2 separate regions of the Mus musculus genome follow, and region 1 is linked to region 2. A link is a loop called in an ENCODE intact Hi-C map of the cell type or tissue named here. Cell type or tissue: heart. All regions are shown on one strand. Links, peaks and the distances in the headings refer to the core of each region. The heading gives the core; the rest is flanking DNA.

Evidence for each region. A loop is a pair of places that touch in the nucleus more often than their neighbours do. Peaks named below come from ENCODE experiments on the same cell type or tissue, not always from the same donor. Only the 100,000 strongest peaks of a DNase experiment are listed, where the experiment ranks them.
Region 1: a loop joins it to region 2, with 10 times the contacts of the local background. A loop is called at or near these places in 3 of 42 quality-filtered maps.

The regions. Positions count from the first base shown.
Region 1 is chr10:21,674,042-21,682,380 of GRCm38, forward strand. No RefSeq gene overlaps it. Among named protein-coding and RNA genes, the nearest start is that of Gm5420, 13 kb to the right of the region's middle. In heart, for the core only: a CTCF peak has its summit at 4,876; a DNase peak (open chromatin) is centred at 5,150; H3K27ac peaks cover 1,069 bases.
Region 2 is chr10:21,853,169-21,861,507 of GRCm38, forward strand. Platr6 (a long non-coding RNA gene) reads right to left here and starts at 5,070. Exons shown (of 5, transcript XR_001779731.1): 1 at 4,926-5,070. In heart, for the core only: a CTCF peak has its summit at 4,643; a DNase peak (open chromatin) is centred at 4,653.

The DNA.
Region 1 (8,339 bases), core at 324-8,323, 180 kb before region 2:
CTGCTTTGATAGCCTAGTCCTCTCACACTCAGGGTGGGACTTCCCACTTTATTAGCCTAATCTAAATAATAGCTCACATGGTCAAGGATTTGATTGCATGATGATTCTAAGTCTCAGCAAGTTGATAATCAAGATGAACCATGATAATGGAGGATGGCCTGAAACTGCCAAGAGGCAATACATTTTTATGAATAAGGACCTGCTTTAGATATGAGCAAGCGGTAATAACACAGTAAGATGAACAGGGAATGGACTCTGTTGTATGTTGTTTCTCTGCATTAGCCAACAGTACATGCTAGAATCACAGCCTGAAGGAGTGATTAGGTGTGCTACAGTTAACTTCCCTTTTACTCTTCCTGACACACAGATAACAGTGTTTGTGGGTGTTGTTGGTAGGGTGCTGTTGGTGAGGTGTTATGGATAGGATGTTGGGGTGGGGTGTTGTAGGTGGAGTGTTGTTGGCAGGGTATTGTAGGTGGAGTATTGGTAGTAGGGTGCTATGGGTAGGGCATTTTTGGTGGGATGTTATGGGTGGGGTGTTGGTGGTGGCATATTGTAGGTAGAGTGTTGTTAGTAGGGTGTTGGTGGTGGGGGTTGATGGTGGGGTGTTGGTGGTGGAGTGTTGTGGATGGGATGTTATAGGTAGGGTGTTGGTGTTGGGGTAGTGTAGGTGGAGTGTTGCTAGTAGGGTGCTGGTGGTGGGGTGTTGGTGGTAGAGTATAGGTGTAGTGAAAAGTCAAATTAAAACATCTATGTTGGACTCCAGCATTCACATCATTTTAATCAGAACAAAATGCGTATATGAGGACAAAAAGGAAATTGTTTTTATGATCCTGAATGGGAGTAAAGTATTTTTTGTTCCTTTGATGTCGCATTTAAAGCAGACATTGAATAATGTAAAGATGAATGCTGAGATTCATGCTAATAATTTCAATTTCTTCAATTTTCAAAAACATTATAATTACAAATGAAAGCACTGACAAACCAAGAGAGTGACTCAGAAAGAAAAATAAATGCTTTATTTGTTAGTTCCCAAAGTAGCACATTCCTTTCCACTGTTTGCATACTGGGCTCTGCATGTTCACTTTGTTTACAGCCCTAACTGGTCCTGAGCTGTCTGCTCCCTGACCTTGCTATGCCATGAGTGAGTGAGTGAGTGAGTGAGTGAGTGAGTGAGTGAGGTTCAAGAAGAATGAAGAGGAAGTGAGACACGGAGGGGTGATTCAAGTCTCTTCTCTCTGACGGTCCACCCAGGCTCCTCTTTATTATTTAATTAGTAGCAATGATTAAATAATTTCTGATTTTTAAAAATTACAGCGATATAGGTAATTTCTGTTAGATTTTTCACCAGAGAGATGTCCCCATACTCGTTCTTGCTTCTGGTTTCTGTAAGTATACACTGCTCTTTGTTAAGCAGAAGTCTCCTTGCGACTGTAACTTTCTACAGAGCAAGTTCAAGGGGCGGTGTTCATGTGTGTCCCTTCAAAATTATGTCCTCTTCCAACCTTCCATTTTTCACCTCTTAACTTGAGATCACTAGAAACATTTTACATGTTTCCTGAGGGTTTTGAATCCCTCCCTCTCTTTTCTCTTGTGTCTTGAATTCTTTCTCTGTTATTCTAGGGACATATAATTGCAGTCAGGACCGAGCAAGGCCTCTGCAGGTGCCCTGTGGTTTGTACTTTCAGGAAGGAAGAATTGAATTCATTACAAAGACTCTTCAGATTCTCCTAAGTGTCCACATACACCTGCCAAGAACTCAATGACACTCTACCTCTCTCCTCCGACTTGCAGGGTAGCGATGGCGTCGTCTTACGTCATCCTGACGTCATCTTACGTCGTCATGACACCATCTTACGTTTTTTGATCAGAGCCGAAGCTCTGCCCTGCTTGTCTTTTCTGTCTCTTTGATTCCTCGCCTTACACTGTCAAGTTCCCCTGGTCTTGGTATCAGAAAGTGATGGAGACCAATCTGGTCCCTTGCATCTGTGTTCCCATGGACGTTTATTATTTCAGGACTGTCTTCACTGTGGGGCCGTAGGTACACGCTGTGTCCCTCTGATCTTCCTCATCATCAACTTCATGGCCAGAGGTTGTCTGTCACCCTCAGCTAAGCATTTGTGTTTCAGGCCCATTCACCTCTCCTCGTGTTCATTTCTCTGCACAGAATCATCTTCGGAAAGCCTTTCCTGTTCGCCCATAAGTCAGGGGCCCATGCTGTAGGCATAGAAATCCTACTGAAAGCCTGCCAGTGTCTTCAGGCCACACTTTCGTGTTATCCTTGAGGACGAGGGTGTAACTGTTCGCTACAAGTAGTTAACACAGCTGTCACTCAACACATACCTTTTTGGGCTGAATTAAAATAAAATGAATTATGTTCTCTAAGAGTATAAACGGTCTGCCTTCCAGACATTTAGGTGGAACACACACACACACACACACACAGGCACAGAGGGAAGGAGGAAGGCAGAGAGAGGGGGAGACAGGGAGAGAGAAAGGAGTTACAATCAGGAATGAGAAATTTAAGTCAAAGGCAGGTCACCAGGAAGGACTGCTCTATCTAGGTTTGGGTAATCCTTTCACAGAGAATCTTCTACAAAGATTCAACAAAATTTTCCCAGAATTCAAGTGTTCTGTTAGTAACTCAGAAGAAAATTAGCCATTTCAAGAGACGCTTGGGTTCGTTTCATAAATTTTAGCTAGAACTCTGACTTCTTAGTACTTCTTTATTTCCTTCTTGGAAAGTTAACTACCTGGGTTGTAGTTTCTGTCACTGTCCTGCGTCAGTCCTAAGAGTGACGTTTGTTCTTTTGGGTTAGAACAAGTACACTGGATTCTAAGAAATATCTTCCAGGCTTTTCGAGTGTCACTGTCTGGTTCTAGATCAGGCCAGTACCCTTTGCATGAAGCACAAAGGGCTTAAGCCTCTGGTGTGGACGAACCCCAGCCCCCACACTCAGTGTTGAGATTGTTCATTGGACACTTAGGAGAATCTGAAGAGTCTTCTGTTTTAGTTTCAGACTCACTCTATAGACTTGGCTGCCCTTGAACTCACAGAGATCCTCCTGCCTCTGCCTTTCAAGTGCTGGGATTAATTGTGTGCACCACCATTTCTGGCCTGTCCACCTGTTTTAGATAGTAGACTGCTTGTTTGCTTGTTTGTCTTTGTCAACTGATGTAAGGTCAGGCCATAAGGATGAAGGAGCCTCAATTGAGAAAATGCTCCCATTACAGTGGCCTGTGGGCAAGTCTGTAGGATGTTTTCTTGATTGAACTATTGATGAAGGTAGACTCAACCCACTGTGAGCATGCCATATCAGGACAAGGAGTCCTGGGGTTTCTAAGAAAGCAAGCTGAGCAAGCCATGGGGACAGTTGAGCCAGTGGCTCTCCTGCCTGCGTGTCCTCCTGCGTGTCCTCAGCTTCCGTGCCTGACTCCAGGTTCCTCTCTTGAGTTCCTGCCCTGACTTTCCTTCGCGGCACACTGTAAGCTCTGAAATAAAGTTCCTGCCCAACTTACTTTTAGCAATAATAGAAGTCAAATTAGAACAGGCAGCCCATCTGAAAACATGGCCTGGATTAGGATCCTGGACTAGGGTTCTGATACTTGAGTTTTTTCCCGAGTTCTGCTAACAGCTCTAATTTGGGGTTCAATTAACCCTCTAACCTTGATTTCTCTACCAACCCCTTCTACTCCTGAAAGTGACAATGGTTACTGCACTTCCCCATTTAATTTGAGATCTGAGGGGGAAAAATGAGAGTGGGATAGGTAGAGAGATGACTCAGAGGTTAAAGGCACTTTAGCTGCTCTTCCAGAGAAACGGGCTTTGATTTCTAGCACCTTCGTAGCAGCCCACAGTCACTTTTGACCTCAGTTCCGGGGGATCCAGTGCCCTCTTTTGGCATCTACAGGCCTTTCACCCACATGGTGCACAGACACAGATATAGACAAAAATGCTCATGTGCGAACAATAAAAAATATGTTTGGCTTCTCTCTTCTTCCGTCATCTTGCACCCTGCCCCTGATTCGGCTTCTTGCGGTGTCTTCTCACAAGACTTTCAAAATCAAGTGATTCCTGGCCAAGAAACGAAAGCAACATTGTCCTGTTTCTCAATGGATTTGATGAAAACTGGTAACAAAATCAGATACAATTCCAAGAGAGGGCAGTGGGAGAGAAGGCAGCCGGGTCCATAAGGATTCACACAACGGCAAGACTGAGGGTTTATACTGAGTTGTGCTCATCGGGCAGTCCTACCAGATGGAGCTCAACATTTTTAACCTGGAGACTTGCTCATGTCTAAATTAGGGGTGTGGTTTGTCCAGTAATAAAATGTAGAACCTTTCAAAAATTATTTTTAAAGTATATATGCATGCAGAGTTAAAAGGTGCCCTGGATGTGGAAGACAGTGTTTATTCTGTCCACACGGGACATGAGCTGCTCCTCTCGCCTTGCGTTACAAGCTGGATGGCTCAGGTGACTTTGGCCAGACAGGAAGGAAACAGACGATGAAGAAAGAGGATTAAGCAAGAAGAATAGAAGTAGCAAATAGCGTTACCCATTTTCCTGTGTGCTAACTTGGAACAGTTCTTAATAAAAGAGAATCACTTTGTACCCAGAATGGTTTTCCTCCAGCATGAGAGAGGGTGGTTGAATCCTGAGGCCCGAATGAAGCAGCATCTCATGTATGTTTGACACTGGTCAGTTCCCTCTTCCAGTGGTAGCCCCTCAGTGGCTCACAGGGTCCATCCTGCTTTGACAAAGTTCTAGAAAGCAAATCCTAAGGACACTATTCAGTTCTGCCACTGTGCCCAGTGGCATTGTGCCCAAGGTTGCAGCTTGAGCAATGAATGATTTCCTGCTCCTAAGGTCACGCAGCAAGCTGTACAGCCCCAGGAGTCACCAGAGAGGCGTCGTCTTCCCCTGGTCCATCCCTGAGCCACAGTGTTGAAGGACTCAATTGTTTAGTTTATTTTCTTTTTATTGCACCTTCTAGGCACCAGACTCACTGGAGACATCCTGACACATAATGCCTTATCCAGCACAATGAGATGCCCTTTACCTAGTCTTATGAAGGTACTGCCTTCCCTCCAGAACAAACAACGGAAATGCATCAGGAGGGCTCAGCTGCAGACAGAATGCACCTCGAAGCAGGAGCCACTTGGGGATTCCTCGGATGAAAGCAGATTTCAATGAACATTGTGTTTCAAAGCTTGCTTCCTCTCACCCTGCAAGGACCACAGAAGGAACATCCCACTTGCGGCTGCTGACACAAAGGAATGCTGGGACTGGGAGATTTTATCCGACCTTCCTGTGCCGCAGTAACAGAGCTCCGGTTGTGTCTTATAAGAATGGCTCATTGTTTCTTGGGGACTACTGGCTCCTTTGGGTGGGATCTGATGGCATCTCTGGAGTTGGAGGTGGTAGGTGGTACCGGGAGACCAGCCAGCTACAGGCCCCACCTTGTCGGCTCCCTGGAAGCCACTTGGCATGGCTTTCCAGTGGTGGATGCTACATCACTTAAAATTTAAACACGATCTGTTTGCTTACTAGTGTCTTCAGCTATACAAGCCAGGGAAATAGAAGTGATATCCAGGGTAAATTTGTTGGCAGAAAGTGTTTTGTTTTGTTTTTTTTCTACCGCCCCTCCAGCTGTTTGATTATTGACAAAACTGAGAAGCCTCAGAAAGTGTTTTGAAAATAGAAATGTAAGGATTGAAATCCGTATCTGGAGGGTTTAGATGCCTATTTGTGAGTATTTTTAGCTTGCATGACATAACCTCAAAAATGCATATTTGTCCAGTGAGGATGAACTCCCAGTTTTAAACCACCACAATTATAATGAAGAATATAAATTGATAACATTGGGCTAGTTAAAGTGGGCCAATCTTAGATACCGTCTCCTTTTTCTCAGAAAGTTTTTGGTTGTCTATCAGTAAAGAAACCATGATGGTTACGTGGCTGGCTACGTGGAGGACAGGATTTATTCTCTTCCTTTTCTTCTCCCTGTTCCTCGAGGCCTGCCGACACTTGTGATACATGAGAATCCTAGCATTGTCAGTAACAGCACATGGTAAGGAGTAAGGGTAACAACCATGACTTCTCCACAAAAGGAAAGGTCACTTGTCTGCCTGTAACTTTGTCCAGGTTTACAGGATAACAATATCACCAAACACCTTCTTTGTTCTGAACATCCTTACTGAAATTTCCACATATTGACATTAGCTATGAATATATTTATCTCCCCTTAGTGAGCTATGGGCAATTCAAGAAGGAGAATCCTATTTCCATTCATCTTTCTATTTCCAGTGTCTAGAAAATATCATATCCCTAATGATTGGCTGGGTGGTTGGATGCCTGTGCTATAGCATCTAACATAGTAACCAGTGGGGATTCATGTATCTAGTGACTGGGTGGGTGGTTGAATGTCTGTGTTATATCGTCTAACATAGTAACCAGAAGGAATTTGACTCAGGCTCTCTATGTCCTCCTTGGCATAACTGCACATGTAAATCAGTGATGCTTGTATTGGTCTACCCTTAGATGCACAGAATCCAGAGATTTTTCAATATCACATTGTTTTGCTCCTTTGGTTACAGCTGAGATGAGGTACAATGAGAATCGCATATATAGTCACGTATCTAGGAAATATGCCACAGCTCTCTGTTAAAACTCTAGATCTTTGATTGGCAATCAAATGCTCCTTGCATTATGTTGCCTTCTTTGATTCTCCTTGTTGGAGACCCTGAGGAACAGGGCACCCTGAGGAACAATCTCTCTACTGGCTGATCTGGGCAGTGGGCGATCAATCCAGGCCAGAGAGAAACCAGTGAAAAGACAGGCTTGGGGCTTCAGCATTCACATGCTCGTGCTGTAAAGAAAACTAACAAGAATGCTATTCAGGCTGGAGCCATTCAGTGTCTCCCTCAGATATCCCACTCAGAACTTACTGGCTGAAGGCTGGGTTGCCTAGGTAACCTCTGGAGACAGCCATGCCTAGCTCTACTCCACTGGCGAGGGTTTCTGTTTGATGTGGAAAAATCAGGTCTTCAGAAGCCTTATCCAGAGAAGCATATTCCTGTCTACTTACCAGTGAGGCTGATCTAACGATTGCATCTCCAGATCTTCCTGCTACAAGGAAATGTTCCAAACATATCCCTTCTGATAACCTGGTTGCTTCTTAGAAATCAGTTTACATCAACATTTGAGTTGTACAACCTAAGTAAATACTGTTTATACTATATTGATCAAACTTCAATAAAGCTTTGCTCTATAAAGACTGTATGTCAAGGCTGAAGAGATTGCTTAGTGGGTAAGAACACTAGCAGCTCTTCCAGAGAACCCAGCACCTATATGGTTGCTTACAACTATGTTATTCTAGTCCCAGGGAATCCAATTCCCTCTTCTGGCTCCTGAAGATCTCAAACATAAAATTACTATGCATGCATATATGAATGACAATAATAATTAAAAGTAATGAATTTAGGAAGGAATAAGGTAAAGAGAGTTGAAGGGAAAGAATGTGGTAAGGGTTAGAGGGAAGAAGGAAGGGAAGAAATGATGTAAAAATATATAATTTTAAAATTAAAAATGATCATGTTTAAATAAAGGAAGCAAAAAATGGTAAATATATGTACATGCATTGTATATGTATATGTATGTGTATGTGTATGTGTATGTGTATGTGTATGTGTATGTGTATGTGTATATGTATATAAGTGTGTGTGTGTGTGTGTGTGTGTGTGTGTGTGTGTGTGTATGCATGCCTATCATGTAGGGCCAGGAATTTAACCTTCCAAAATTATGGGGTATAGTGAACCACCTCTGTGAGGCTATTATCTTCACATATGATGTTGGAAATTAAAGTCTATGAGCATATTTTATGTAAAAGAAAAATGAATATAAAGAAGGAAAGATGGACTGGACATCAGATACAGTTGGAACTCATAAAGGCAAACAATTTTTTTTGTCATTTCTTCTTAATGATTTTTATATTGACTATATGGTGTTCTATAGGAGAAGGACCCTACACACACACACACACACACACACACACACACACACACCACACACACACACACACACACTCAGACCTGGCTGGAGAGTTCTATAAGCTTACAGAGGACCATCCAGAGGATGGTAGGTTGTTGCAGGCCTATCTGCTACCTCATGCAAGAAATGGCCAAGCAGTGAAAGGGCAGCATTCAGAGCTCTAAAATAACTGCAGCTTGCTTCTGCCTCCAGCTCTTGCCCAAGATTCACACTTGTGGCCCCACCTACCCAAAATACAAAGGAAAGGGAGTCCTAGGAGACAGAATTCAGCCTAGTCATGTCTGCTCAC
Region 2 (8,339 bases), core at 168-8,167:
TACATGCAATTTAAACATGCTTCCAACTTGTCCACTCAGTGTGTCCTAAAAATGCAGCCACCCTTCAGAGAATTCTGGACTCATCCGAAGTGAGGTCACCGTGCTGGCACTTAAGGAACAGGTTTGTCCACTACGTATCAAAGAAAGGGCCTCAGGAGGGCACGAGCTGGGTCCACAGGACCCTAGCATGGTTCCAGTGGCTCTTATAACACCACTAGTAGGAGTTATTTTTACAGGAGGGTGCCTCTAGCCAAACACATGCTCCTAGCTTTCACTTTAAAAGAAACATGCCAGACTCTGAGCTTATCCTTTAATTGCCTTATACGTAATAGAAAAGATTTTCTGCGTAAGCAGCAAGCCAGAACACAACTCAGAAGCCAAGTGTTCCTTTGAAAGTTCACTGGGAGGTGGGGCCTGAAGCCTCTCAGAGAAGACACAAGGTGGAGAGAGATCGTTTCTCGCTCAGGTGCACAGAAAGGTGTGCTGTCCGCCTTTCGTTGACAAAGGATTCTGGGTGTTCTCGGAGAAAGAGGTTATGTAGAGGGGCAGCCTCTAGCAAGACTGAGTCACCGTTCATACAACTTTATGGTGTTGGCAGCCCGCCCCGCTCCAGCTCACAGTTTTTGTTTTCTTGGTATGATAATTAGTTGTTGGCACTATGGATGTATCTCCTGAGCGAAGAGAAAAGAAAAATATGGGCACCTGTTATTTCTAGAATGAGTAGTGTTCTGTGCATGGTATTGAGGTAAGCAAGGGTCTGCTCAGAGTCCAAGAGTTGGCCGGTGCAGGGCCCTGCAGCTCAGAGCTCTCTACTGTCTTCCTGCTATGTTTATACCAGTAACAAAACCCTAAGAGACTACAAGATGGTTCTGGAGCCCTACAACGCCTTCGTATTGGTCTGCCTGTTGGTCTTCTAGACCACAGAATCCAACAACCACAGAATCCAACAACCACACTCCTCTATATTTGTCAGGTTTGTTGGCTGGCTTTGCTTTTCACTACGTTACGTGGGCCAGCTTTAAATTTAGGTCCTTTTGCTTTGGCAAAGCCAGCTGGTATGGTATGGTACAAGAGCTCAGACTTGGACCCAAAACTGTGCAGCAGATATTTCTGTGCCTGACCCCTGACTTTGGCTACTTTGGTGCAGGACCTGCCTTCCAAATACCTGCATCTCCACATCTGCCATCCCTTCCTTTATTTTCTCTGTGCCTGATGCTCATGTTATGCTATTCACAGTTAACATACCAGAAGCACCACAAATGGAACATCCATCTCATGTGGCCTTCAGCCCGACCCTGACAGGAGTTGGAGGCTCCAGTTTCTAGGCCCTGTGTGTGGTAATCCTGAGACCTGCTAGGCCAGCGGTTCTCAACCTGCTTGCAGTGTGTCAGGTATTTACATTATGATTCATATTTGTATCAAAACTACAGTTATGAAGGAGCAACAAAAATAATTTTATGGTTGGGAGGTAACCCCAACATGAGGGACTAATTAAAGGGTCATGGCATTGGGAAGGTTGAGAACCGCTGTGCTAGACATTTCCCCTTACCGTTGTTACCCACCTCATTAACACACCTTTTACTAATGTCTCTTTTCCCTCCTTCCTTTCCCACTTCCTATCTGATATTTCCTGGACTTATTCCCAGACACTTATGCCCTGTGACTTGGTCTGATTTTGATACCTAAGAAAGTACAAAGTGCCCATCAGTTTATAGCCAAAATATGTGTGTGTGTGTGTGTGTATGTGTGCACGCGTGAGTGCACATGTTCATATCTGTGTGCACATCCCACATATGAGCACATGCCAAGGTGACTGTGGAAGCCAGAGGACGGCATGTGGGTGTCAACTCTTTCCTTCCACCATGTGATCAAACTCAAATCCTCAGGCTTAGCAGCTCATGTTTTCACCCGCTGACCCATCTTGCTGACCCTAGCCAACGCAATTTTCTAAGAAACTCATAGTACCTCTCAGCTGGGGGCTGTTCTCAAAAGTACAAGAAGGATTTTAGAACCTCCTGTGGTTATAACCATCTACAGAGCTGCCTCACTATCAGCCAAAGGCATCCTCGGGCCAGCCTGCATCCTTCCATCCTCTGCTCTCACTTCCTGGCTCGCTCCACCCCGCAGTGTTCTTCAATGGTGTTGAACCCCTACGACAAGCCACTTACTTTGGGCTCTTACTCATGTTAGCCCTCTGCCTGGAACGTTCCCCTTCCTTCTGTGGTTTGTTGGTGGTGTATGAATTCTCCCACGTTCAGCTGGAATATCCCTTCCTGTAGAGAGGCCTTACTTAACTCCCAGCCAAGGGTTATGATCTGATTATTTGCAGTGGAGAATAATGCCAGTCATGACTCTTGGCACCTCTTATTGTAACTCCCTGTTACGTACATGAGCCCACCTCACTCTTAGTTCCCAGTTGTAATCTTCCGTTTTCTGAGAGCAGGAACTCAGTCTACTTTCCTCTCTGCTATAACCCCAAGAGCGAGGCTAGGGCCTCCCATCAGGAATATTTAATAAAGAAGTTATCAACTGAAACGCATGCTTAATTTCCTGAGCACCGAGTCAGTGAATAAGAGAATCTTGGGATAAATTTTAGACAAAGTTTCCCAAGATAGGTTCTGCAAGATAAAGACACCCTTCCACGTCTCCTTGAAACCTTGGAAGAAGAATGTCAAAGATGGGGCCTTCCTGTAGCTAAGAAGAGCTTTGTATTCTCTCGCTCATGTTGGGGAGACATCACTATTAACCTGAAAAATACCCAAACCGGACAGTACTGCATTAAAATAATCCAGTCCTGTACTTAAACAATAAAAGGTTGAAATGTGGAAAAGAACAAAAAAGATTCATAATCAAATAAATGTTAATAACTGTCAAAAAGAGAACTGGGCACATAGCCCAAATTAGCTTCTGTGAGGCTCAGGGGTTGATCCTTGGTCTGGGAGAGAGAAAGGGAAAGGAACTTGGAAAAGTTAGCAGCCCACATTGCTCATGTGTGAGGTCTGAGTGTGGATGGCAGCCACATACCATCAGCAGCACCATTTTTAACGGGTAGCGCCTCGTCCCATAGGCCTCTACCTTCTATGCCCCCTGGGCTCTACCTTGACAACACCTGGGACCAGCAGAGATGGTGCTGTGTTTGAGGGACAACTTTCAACTTTCACCAGCTTTAGAAAGGAATCTAAGTTTCTTAGCAAGGTGGAGCCATCTCTTGAGCTCACTTTGACCCACCTCTCCTTCCGTATTTCACCTCCTATATTTTTCCTTCCTTCTTTCTTTCCTTCTTTCTTTCCTTCCTTCCTTCTTCCTTCCTTCCTTCCTTTCTTTCTTTCTTTCTTTCTTTCTTTCTTTCTTTCTTTCTTTCTTTCTTTCTTTCTTTCTTTCTTTCTTTCTTTCTTTCTTTCTTTTTTCTCTTCTCCAACAGGATCTCATGCAGTTCATACCGGCCACAGACTTGCCATGTAGCCCTTGCTGGCCTCGAACAGCCAATCTCCCTCCTCCCACCTCTGCAGGGCTCATGTGAGGCATGTGTATACACTGGGGCTCAGACCCAGAGCCTTGTACACACCAGGCAACCCTTGGTATACACCCACAGGCCCTCTCACCTGTTCCTTTCCTCTTTGCTCAGAGACACAATGCTCTTCCACATGTCAATCAACAGGTACTCCTGTTTGCCCGGTCCCAGAACTCCCCAACCCGCCCATCAATTCGGCTCGCCAACTTTCACTTATCCATGGAGGCTCAGCCCAGCCCAGCCCAGCCCAGCCCAGCCCAGCCTAGCCTCCTTCCCATGCTCAGCCTGGATTCCTCTCTGCCCTCACTGTCTCTGCTCTTCCCTTCAGTATATTTATAGTTTGATTTTGTTGTTGTTTGAAATGGGTTTCACTATGGAGCCCAGGCTGGCCTTGGGATGACTTATGTGAGCCATGATAGCTGGCTAACATTTATTCTTTGAGAGCATTTGTTTGCTGCCTTCTACCAGCCTGACCTGGAATCACTTCAGGGATACTCTGAGGACAAGCCAGACCCCTTCACAAGCATCTATGCCCACTTCAGGATGAGCATGGTGCTTTGGCTAGTCAACAAGTCTTTGCTCAAATATACTAAAGATTGTAATCATCTTTTGAGGAACCTATCCTCTGCTTGAATACTAGAAGGCACCTTTTAAACAGCCTGTCGATAACGGGTTTCCTATCAAATTCTAACTTTAAAAAATGATTTTGCCATACATCATTTGCCTTTCAGTGCAGTCAATAAATTCACACAGTTTGGGGGTGGGGTGGGGAAAGAAGTATCCCAGTGTCTCCTTTTCAGGGCTATTACCACAGACAACCCTCCTGATAGCACACACCTGAGCATCTGGCTACTAGCCAGAAAGGAAAGCATTGCAGGCCTTGTATGCATCTTTTGCTCCCAGAGTTCTCAACCATTTCCCCATCTAAGTATCAGGCCTGACCCCCCTTAGCTTCTGATATCAAACAAGAACTTTTTCCTAAGGCTGAATAGGTACAGTACTTTGTGAGGATTCATGCAATCTGCAGTCAGGCACTGGAATTTGTTTCTGAGGGAGGAGGCATCCAAGAAGTCCTCTCGTGCTCCGCCCTGGCGCCTGCCCTGAGCGCACAGAGGCCAGCACGTCTGCACCCAGCCAGGAAAGGGCAGGGCAGGCACCACCAGCTTGGGACAGCGGCAGGATGCTCAGCCCCTTCCAGGCTCCGCTGCAGTCCCCAGGGACCAGAAGCTCTGACACCACTGAGCTTGTCCCGGGCCTTTGGCACAGTGTGAGGCCTGTTGGTTCTGGACATAGCCTTGCATAAACCCGGCACACTGCCCACAGCCTGTGCACTATAACTTTAGTGCTTGCTCTGGGACAACACGCTGCACAGCTATGAAGTATCAACTTTTCTTACCCTGTGCAGAGTGCCTACCTGCAATCTGTTTGAAATAATGCCTCCAATCTGGTGTGCAGCTCAATGGTGTGGACGTTTCTTTTGAGTTTAACATTACTGTTTCCATCTTGATTGGAGCAGTTTTCATTGGCAGGAAGCTCTCCGGAGACCAGGCCCAGTGAATTCCCCTGTCAATCACAGAGGGAGAGGAGAGGTAGATAGGGATCCAAGGCCCTTCTATTCCTGCCCCCACCTCCCACCCCCCACCCCCGCTCCACTGCCTGCTTTACATGAGGTAAATAATTGCCTGCCTGGGACTCTTTGGTGGTGTGGTTGCCTATGGGTTTGCTAAGGGAATCATCAGTGGAATAGCTTTCCATAAGTCTGTGCTGGGGGTGGGACTCTGCAGTGATGTAACTGCTGCCTTTAGCTACCCTATGTTTCTGCAAGTAAACCCAGTAGTTTCATCGGTTTGCCAAGATGGACTTGGGTCCATCAGTATCCTCCCTACCTGGGTTTTTCAGGAAAAAAAAAAAATGCCAAGACAAGCTGTATTGAACCTTCGACTCAAGGCTTGAGTGGCTCATAAACCATGATAAGAGCTCACTCGGCTTGCAGCTTGTCCGGTAGAAAGCGTCCTTGGCATGCGTAAGACCCTGCATTCAGTCCCTAACACCCCATAAAAGCAGGAGAGTTAATGCTTGCACTCGGGAAGCAGGAAAAGGGCCAAAAGGTCAAGGTCATCCTTGGCTAGTAGATGAAATCTCAAAGTAAACAAAGCAAACCATGACAATGATGACAGCTTTTAATGGTTTTCACATAGACCAACTCCATTAGCCCTACCAAGGGCTTTAAAAGAAGAAGCTGCCCTCCTCTGACTGATGAGGAAATAGAGATAAAGAGGGTCTGGGATGGGAAGGTTTATGCTGGCCTACGGTTTGAATCTGTCCAGGACACACAGAAACACACAGAGAGGGCTTCTAGGAAAAAAGGGTGCTGGTGAAAACAGAATTCCTGCGGAGCCCACTATGAGACTTACCCAAGTTTTAAACATACTAGTCACGGTGACTGCTAATTTAACTAAAAGATAAGGATTAGTTTGCAAAGGGGGACAGGGGAGATGGCGGGGTACTATAAACTTGGATTAGAGTCAGGGTGACAGTTTTTCTCTTTGGTGTGCTTTGCTTTCCTTGAAGTACAGACTAAAATGATAGTTTTAACTCTTCGAATAAAAAGGATTCAGACAGTTTCCTAATGGTACCAGGAATATGGCCCCAGGTGAAGACTCCCTGTTTCTACTTTTGTTTATTCCTCTTCCTATCCCTCCTCACACCAAACCTTTGCTATGTAGCCCAGGCTGGCCCAGACATCACAATCGTCCAGACCCAGCCTTCTCAGGGCTGGCAAAAGTGAGTTCGGTACATAATCTTAAGTGAAGAGTATACTTAGGTCCATCTTGTATCACTGGCTGTCCTAATTCCGGCTTTTACCTCCTATAAATCAGCTCAGCGCCTTTGCTCTGCCGTTCTGACCCCCAGCTAGTTAAGTGATGCTTCCATTGCCCTCTTCCTTCACAGCCACCTCTGCAGAGAAGCCTTCTCTGACCATCCCCTTGAAGTGAGGGTTCCCTCCATCTGCCCCGCTCCGCCCCTACTCCCACCCCACTCCCTTACCCTCTGCCATCAACTGTATTTCATATCTACTTATAGGAAAGTTCTGTGTCTTTCCACTAATATATAAATGTGAAGACAGACTTTTGTCTTTGATCTAACTGCTAAAATACCTACCCTCGAACAGCTTGTCAAAGTGTGAGTGGTTGTGATGGTAACAACCTGGAACATAATTAATGCAGTGATTGTCAACTTGACAGAATCTAGAATCACCTTGGAGACAAAGATCCCGGCATGTCAGTGAGGGATTTTTCTGGTTAACCTAGATTTTCTAGGGTAACCGAGGTGGGACGAGAAAGCAAGCTGAAGGCCCAGCAGCCATCCCTCTCTGCTTCCTGACTACAGACGTGAGCAGCCACCTTAGGCTCTTGGTGTCAAGGCTTCTCTCCTCTGAAGAACACTATCCCTGCGTTATAAGCTAAATTAAACACTGCCTTATTTGAGTTTCTTTTGTCAGGTGGTTGATGCTAACAACCTGGAAAGTAACCAATCCAATGGCCACTCATAAACATGCCTTGGAAAGGGGATTGGATAGATAGATGAATGATCACTATTGCCAAAACTCCAAGTTGGGTGGAATCTGATACAGACAATAGGTGTTCAAGAGTAAACAAGATGAGGGCTGGTTTCTTATTTCCCTATCTGTTTTTTGACAGCTGTTAAACTGTCCCCTGTGTAGGCCACCACCACCGTTTCGGTCTTAGACTGCTCAGTTGAACATATCAACGCTTTTTCGTGTGTCCAGGATGATTCTATAATCCTTTGGAGCAATCTAAAAGAAGAGAATTTTCTAGCTTGGTTGGAAGGGATGAAAATGGCAGTAGAATCTGTGTCTATGTTGACTCTTAAGACTTTCTACGGAGGCCAACAAAGTATCTGCCCTTGATGGTAGAGTTTTGTCAACTGTCAGCAGTATGTCTGTCAAATGTCCTTCTTATACATTTAAAAACCAGTATCAGGGGTGGAAAGTTGGCTCAGAAATTAAGAATATTAGCTGATCTCCAAAGTCTGATTCTCAGCATCCACATGATAGTTCAGGATCTTCAATCTTAGGGAATCTGATGCTGTCTTCTGACCATACAAACACCAGGCATACACATGGTGCACAGACATATATGCCGGCAAGAACCTCATATACACAAAATAATAAAATGCACAGAGTGTTTTAATCACTTTTTCGATGGCTCTGAAGAGACACCATGATCAAAGGCAACCTATAGAAGAAAGCATTTAACTGGGAGCTTGCTTAGAGTTCAGAGGGTGAGTCCATGACCACCATGGCGGGGAACATCAAGCAGACAGACAAGGCATTGAAACAGTAGCTGAGGACTGATAGCTGATCCACAGTCATGGGTGGAGAGATAGAGAGAGAATGCACTAAGTGCATATGGCATGGGCTATTGAAACCACAAAGCCTATCCCCTGAGACATGCCTCCTCCAACATAGCCACACCTCCTAATCCTTCCCAAACAACTCCACGGATTGTGAGCAAAGCATTCAAATATACAAGCTTTGTGGGGAGAGGGTGTGTATGTGTGGGTCCTCATTCAAACCACCACATAAATCTAAAAGTAATTTTAAAAAAATCTAATATCAATGGAGCTTGGCTTGGTGGCTCATGCCTGAAATCACAGCTCTTTGTGGAGACTGTGGCAGGAAAATAGCAACATTGCCATGAGCCCACAGTGAGTTCTGTGCAAGCTTGGCCATAGGGTCTCTGAAAATACCTACAAACAAACAAATGCAATTCGGTTTTAAAGAGTAGACAGGAAGATTGTAAGT